Linked DNA regions of Homo sapiens: region 2 is linked to region 1. The links are chromatin loops, found by intact Hi-C in ENCODE. Cell type or tissue: A673. All regions are shown on one strand. Links, peaks and the distances in the headings refer to the core of each region. The heading gives the core; the rest is flanking DNA.

Evidence for each region. Peaks named below come from ENCODE experiments on the same cell type or tissue, not always from the same donor. Only the 100,000 strongest peaks of a DNase experiment are listed, where the experiment ranks them.
Region 2: it touches region 1 in a loop (3-fold over the local background); 4 of 110 quality-filtered maps call a loop at or near these places.

What each region holds. Positions count from the first base shown.
Region 1 is chr9:87,404,971-87,407,893 of GRCh38, reverse strand. It overlaps the pseudogene LOC112268032. Among named protein-coding and RNA genes, the nearest start is that of DAPK1, 91 kb to the left of the region's middle. RefSeq lists an enhancer at 1,837-2,387. In A673, for the core only: no CTCF peak of the experiment used is centred there; DNase peaks (open chromatin) are centred at 1,503 and 2,003; H3K4me3 peaks cover 967 bases; H3K27ac peaks cover 2,500 bases.
Region 2 is chr9:87,499,083-87,502,005 of GRCh38, reverse strand. It overlaps DAPK1 (death associated protein kinase 1), which reads right to left. Exons shown (of 26, transcript NM_004938.4): 2 at 2,867-2,923. Among named protein-coding and RNA genes, the nearest start is that of DAPK1, 2.7 kb to the right of the region's middle. In A673, for the core only: a CTCF peak has its summit at 1,310; a DNase peak (open chromatin) is centred at 1,305; H3K4me3 peaks cover 2,500 bases; H3K27ac peaks cover 2,049 bases.

The sequences.
Region 1 (2,923 bases), core at 234-2,733:
GGGACTACAGGTATGAGCCACAGCACCTGGCCTCAGGCTCTGTGTTTCTGACAGGCTCTCAGGTAATGCTGATGGTGCTGGACAGCAAACTACAATTTGAGTAACAAGATAGAGTCCCTACAGGCCAGGCACGGTGGCTCACGCCTGTAATCCCAGCACTGTGGGAGGCCGAGGCGGGCGGATCACGAGATCAGGAGATCGAGATCATCCTGGCTAACATGGTGAAACCCCGGCTCTACTAAAAATACAAAAAAATTAGCCAGGCGTGGTAGTGAGCACCTGTAGTCCCAGCTACTCCGGAGGCTGAGGCAGGAGAATGAGGTGAACCCAGGAGGCAGAGCTTGCAGGGAGCCGAAATCACACCACTGCACTCCAGCCTGGGCAACAGAGCAAGACTGCGTCTCAAAAAAAAAAAAAAAAAAAAAAAGATGGAGTCCCTACATAAACCAAAAAGTCTTGATCATAAACCAAAAGATAAGTCTTGATAAGTCTTGATCAATTTAAAAGTTTATTTTGCCAAGGTTAAGGACATGCCTATGACACAGCCTCAGGAGGTCCTGATGACACATGTGCCCAAGGTGGTCAGGCTGCATCTTGCATTTATATGTTTTTTATATGTTTTAGAGAGACATAAGACATCAATCAATACATGTAAGATGTACATTGGCTTGGTCAGGAAAGGTGGGACAACTGGAAGTCAGGGGCTTCCAGGTCATAGATGCATTCGAAGATTTTCTGATTGGCGATTGGTTATTATCTACAGACCCGGAATCAATAGAAAAGAATGTTTAGGTTAAGGTAAGGGATTATGAAGACCAAGGTTTTACCATGCAGATGAAGCTTCAGGGTAGCAGGCTTCAGAGAGGATAGCTTGTAAATATTTACCAGACTTAGAGTCTGTTCTATCAGTCTCAAGGTCTGTGTTGACGTTAATGGTAATAAGGCATGTCCCACCCCCTCTTCCCATCATGAACAGAACTAGTTTTTCAGGTTGACTTTGGAATGCTCTTGGCCAAAAGGAAGGGTCCATTCAGACGGTTACAGGGCTCAGAATTTTATTTTTGGTTTATGCTATCTTAGAGGACAGCCCAACCTTTCCTGCTTACAAATATAAAAGATTTTGAAACAAGTTCATCAGCAGCATTAATTAGATGAGTAATGTGCATCTGGTGTCTGGGAGCCCACATCTAGGGAACTGTTCTAGGGTCATTGGGTCATTAGGAGATTAACAAATGACTTCATGGTGCAAGTGCCTTCACATGCATATGGGGATGTATGTACATCTTTTGAAACAAGTGTATTTTTGTGCATTTCTAGTGAATTTCTTTTAGGAAATTCTTGGGCATTATATTTCATCTTTCCTGATGGAGTTGCATTAGTGATCAAAAGAGCAAACCACCAATCCTTTCCCCTTGTCTTTTTTCTTTTTCTCTTTCACAAAATCTCTGGTCTCTGCATGTGTGTTCAGTAATAGGAGAAGCCAAGGCCTCCTGTGGGTCCTAGGAAATGCATTATCTACGCTAAAAATAGACAAGAGCCCATTGTCTCATGCAAAAGTAAATCCCACATACTAATCCAGCAGAAAGTGATCTAGCCTTTTTAAAGATTTATTAGTTTCTGATTTTCCTCTCTATGCATAACAATTTTTCATCTCATTCTGTGACAGATAAATTGAATTAAGTGAGAGTTGAAATAACTTCTTTTAAAGATAAATCATCTTTGTGTTACAAACCTTTGAGGTTTAGGAGGCCTCAAGATTCTTGAAGAATCAAAACATTAAGTGAGGAAGAGAAAAGTAACTGTTATTATAGAAATAGCTGCATTCCCAGCAGTGGTGTGCTGTAAATGTTTAACAACCAGCTCTCAAAAAACAAGAAACACTGCCAGGGGCTGGGGTGGGGAGTTATGAGGAGTGACTGCTAATGACTGTGTTTCTTTTTGGTGTGATGAAAATGTTCTGAAATTTGATGGTGGTAGTTGCATAACCTAATGAATATATTAGGAAACCACTGAATTGTACAATTTTAAATGGAAACAACAACAAATCTCCCTTCCCCCGAATATTATTTGCACGATTTGCTAATTTCCATAATGTAAATTCTTCCACTATTGCTGATTTCAACACCACTGGTTCCCAGTGTGGCAATTGTTTCCTAGCCACAGGGGTTTAGGAAGAAGGTGGGGTGTATATAGGATTCCCTCTCTGATTGCTTTTGCTAGCTTTTTTCTTGCTTTTTTTCTTTTTTTTTTTTTGCTTGTTTGCTTTTGTTGTTTTTTTCTGTCTTGAAGTGATCAAGATGTAGTGAAAGCACCCTGAGTGGGATATAAGTCTGAGATTCTTTCCTTTACTAATTCAAATATTCAGCCACACATTTAGCACCTCCTCATGCTGGGCTCTGTGCTGCGTATGTGCCGCAAATTCTAAGGTACCTAGAGTGACCCCTGCCACTGAAGAGACTACAGTCTAGTGAGGGATAGAAATATAAAAACACTATTGTAGAATGTGAGTGTGCATATGCCAGAATAGAAGTATGCGCACTCTGATTGAGAGAGTTACTTTCCCCCATGGAGGAGGAATAGTGGCGGTGATATCAGTGAATGTGTCAGATAAGAGATATCTATCTGACCTGGGAGCTGGGGAAGAGCACCACAATTTAAAAGAACAGCATGAACCAAGGCACAGAGGCACAAGAGTGACAGGGTGCTAAGGATACAGGCACTAATAAGTTGTGGGTAGCTCACAGGTTCGTAAGTGGCCAGGATGTAAAGTGACCAGAAAGATGGGCTTGTATGCTTTTCAAGTTTTTATGGGCCATGCTAAGGAGACTGCACCTTATGGTGCAGGAAATGGGGAGCCACTGAGGTTTGTTAAGCAAGGGAGAGACATGTGGAGATCTGCAGTATTACTTTTTGATGGTAAGAA
Region 2 (2,923 bases), core at 167-2,666, 94 kb before region 1:
CTTTTACAAGTTAGATTATTTTTACAACAGCAATGAAAAAAGCACTAAACCTCTCATAGAGGAAAATCCTGAGTGTCAGAGTGGGTAAATGGCCTGTTCAAGAAAACTGGCAAGTTGCAGAGCCAGGTTTTGGACCAGGGTATCTGTCCAGTGGCCCATCTGCTCTATTACTGCTGCAGATGGACTGCTGCAATAGTTGCAATACTCTATAAAGTTCCTGACCGTTGACAGAGAGCTTTTACAGAAGTCTTAGGCAGTACACACAAATACGAACATTTTCAATTTTCCTAAAAGTAAAATAACATTAACAATAATACTTGTACTCTACTTCTTCAAAAACCCATCTTTCCTCCTGGCTATGTACTTTGTCTCACTACATTTATAAGGTAAGTGAATCGTTATTATTTAGATGACTGCTAAAGATATATAAGTAAAGTCTTTTTTTTCTTTCTTTTTTTTTTGAGACAGAGTCTCGCTGTATCACCCAGGCTGGAGGGCAGTGGCGCGATCTCCATTCACTGCAACCTCCGCCTCCCAGGTTCAGGCGATTCTCATGCCTCAGCCTCCCAAATAGCTGGGACTACAGGCGCGCGCCACTGCGCCTGGCCAATTAAAGTCTTAAATCTTAGATAATTTTTTTTGTATTTTTAGTAGAGACAGGGTTTCACTATGTTAGCCAGGCTGGTCTTGAACTCCTGACCTCGTGATTTGCCTACCTCAGCCTCCCAAAAGTGCTGGGATTACAGGTGTGAGCCACCTCGCCTGGCCAAGTAAAGTCTTAAATCTTAGATACTGGTCTACTAGTAATTCACTGCTTAGAATGACCTTGCATTTGTGCCACATATCTGCCCATTTCCATTTTCCTGCCACCAAACTCCTGCCTCCACTCCCAATCTTCCCTCAGTGACACGTGATGTCATATAAGCAGCATCTTCCTACATGTCCATTTTACATTAGGACTTGTTTTCAGGAAGTGGCTACATCCAAGGCAGACATAAAATCAGGACTTGAAAAATTTTCCAAAAAACAATCATTCACTCATTTTTTGGCAAAAACAATAGCAGTTATACAAGATAGATGAGTCTGTACATTTCATTTTTAAAAACTTCAGACTTCCAGTTTTTCAGAGCATTTCTTTAAAATTCCTAGGTCACACAAATTATTTAATAAACAATTTGTCAATTTGCCTTGCACAGTGGGGAGAACGTTATACACAAAAATGTACACTGAGCAAATCAAAGTGCTAGTGACAAATAAGTAAGCCACCTCCCTCCCCTCATCATCACGCCCACGAAATAAAGATCAAAAACTCCCTTCGCCAACCACAGGGAGGCCTCTTTTTCTATTTCTTTCTCATAACACATAATGGTACCAAAAAATCATAATGAAAATAAGGTCAATATACTTAATCCATAATATAATAATCTCAACTAATTTTAGTCATCTCTCTTTCTAACAACACTTAAACGATCAGGCCACACTATGCAAATCAAATTAAAATTTATTTTTTTGCTTTTTTCTTCCAGTCCCAAAGGAAAACTCCAAATACCACTCATCTTGCTGAAAACCACAGTAAAGTTATTTAATTCCAGTTAAACCAAATATTTCACCCACACACTCTTAAACTTTAATCTTAAACATATCCATGAAATGTGATGTTTGAAGAGCTTTCCTTATTTACTCACCAGATCATCAATATACAGAGAGCTCTTCCTAAGCACAGGCCCCCATCTATGTTTTCAGTCGATACTAAATATTTAGAGAAATACTCTGTTACAGTAACTTTTAAAAAAATTCTACACTATCATTTGAATTTTTAAAAAAATTTAGTTAAGCTTAGTTTCCATAATTCTCATTAGGCAATCCAGGATGTGGGTGTTTTTTAATTTCCTTTTCATGGAGAAAAAGGAAGCTTTGTATCAGGACATCAGATGTATATGGGAAAATACATATTTCAATGCACATATAAGTAAATACATATTTTGTTTGTTTAAAGATCCTTTTGCCTACTCCACTCACAATGTAAATACACCACAGTCAAATTCCATAAATTCAGTTTTAAATGTATGTATGAAAACTAGGTTTTCTACTAAAGTTGACCAGAGCCCAAAACACTCTGTCTAATACACAGTCAAAGGAAACAGCAATCAGCCCTTAGATGCCCCGAAAGAAACTATTCTTTGTTTACCTAGAAACTGAAAGATTTTACACTGAGAATCACAGCTGCTACAGCAATGGAGGTATGCTCTGAATCCAGATAGCCATATTAGACTCTCATTGATTTGTTAAAAATTTAACATTGTAAATGAAACCAAAGCAACCACCAACACCAACCAGGTAATTAAATTCCTGGTTGGAAGAAGTTTCAAAATCCAAGCCCAATGTCAACATCTGGCAAGTCTCCATTTACCACCTACCAATACTTGCTCAAATTACACTGAAAATTTAGATAGAGGGTAAAGTACTAAGATTTTTAAAACCTATTAATTAGTTTGTACCCTCCGTTTAAATCACACATAAAAGCTAACTCCAATTGCAATTATAATCTTAGTGTTTGTCCTGTTGTCACAGAAGGGCAAGGGCTGACAAGAGTTAGCACGGACAATTAAATCTGATTTTGTCCAGGGGACTGGATCAATATACTGTGCATCATAATCTAGCCCTGAACTGCTGCCTCTCCTCCACCCCCAGGCCCTTGGATCAGGCGGTTTACCGCTGGGTTAGTAACTCTTTTCTCTATGATTTGCGCATCTCCAGAAAGGGCGAGGGAGACGCCTGATTCAAACTGCATTTGTTTACCACCCAATGGCCCCATCGTTATGCATTTCCACAATCCAGGAGGGTACGCTTCTGGTACCCCCTTTACCTGCCAAGTTCCTCGCCGGTGTCGTAGTAATCATCCACGTTTTCCTGCCTGAACACG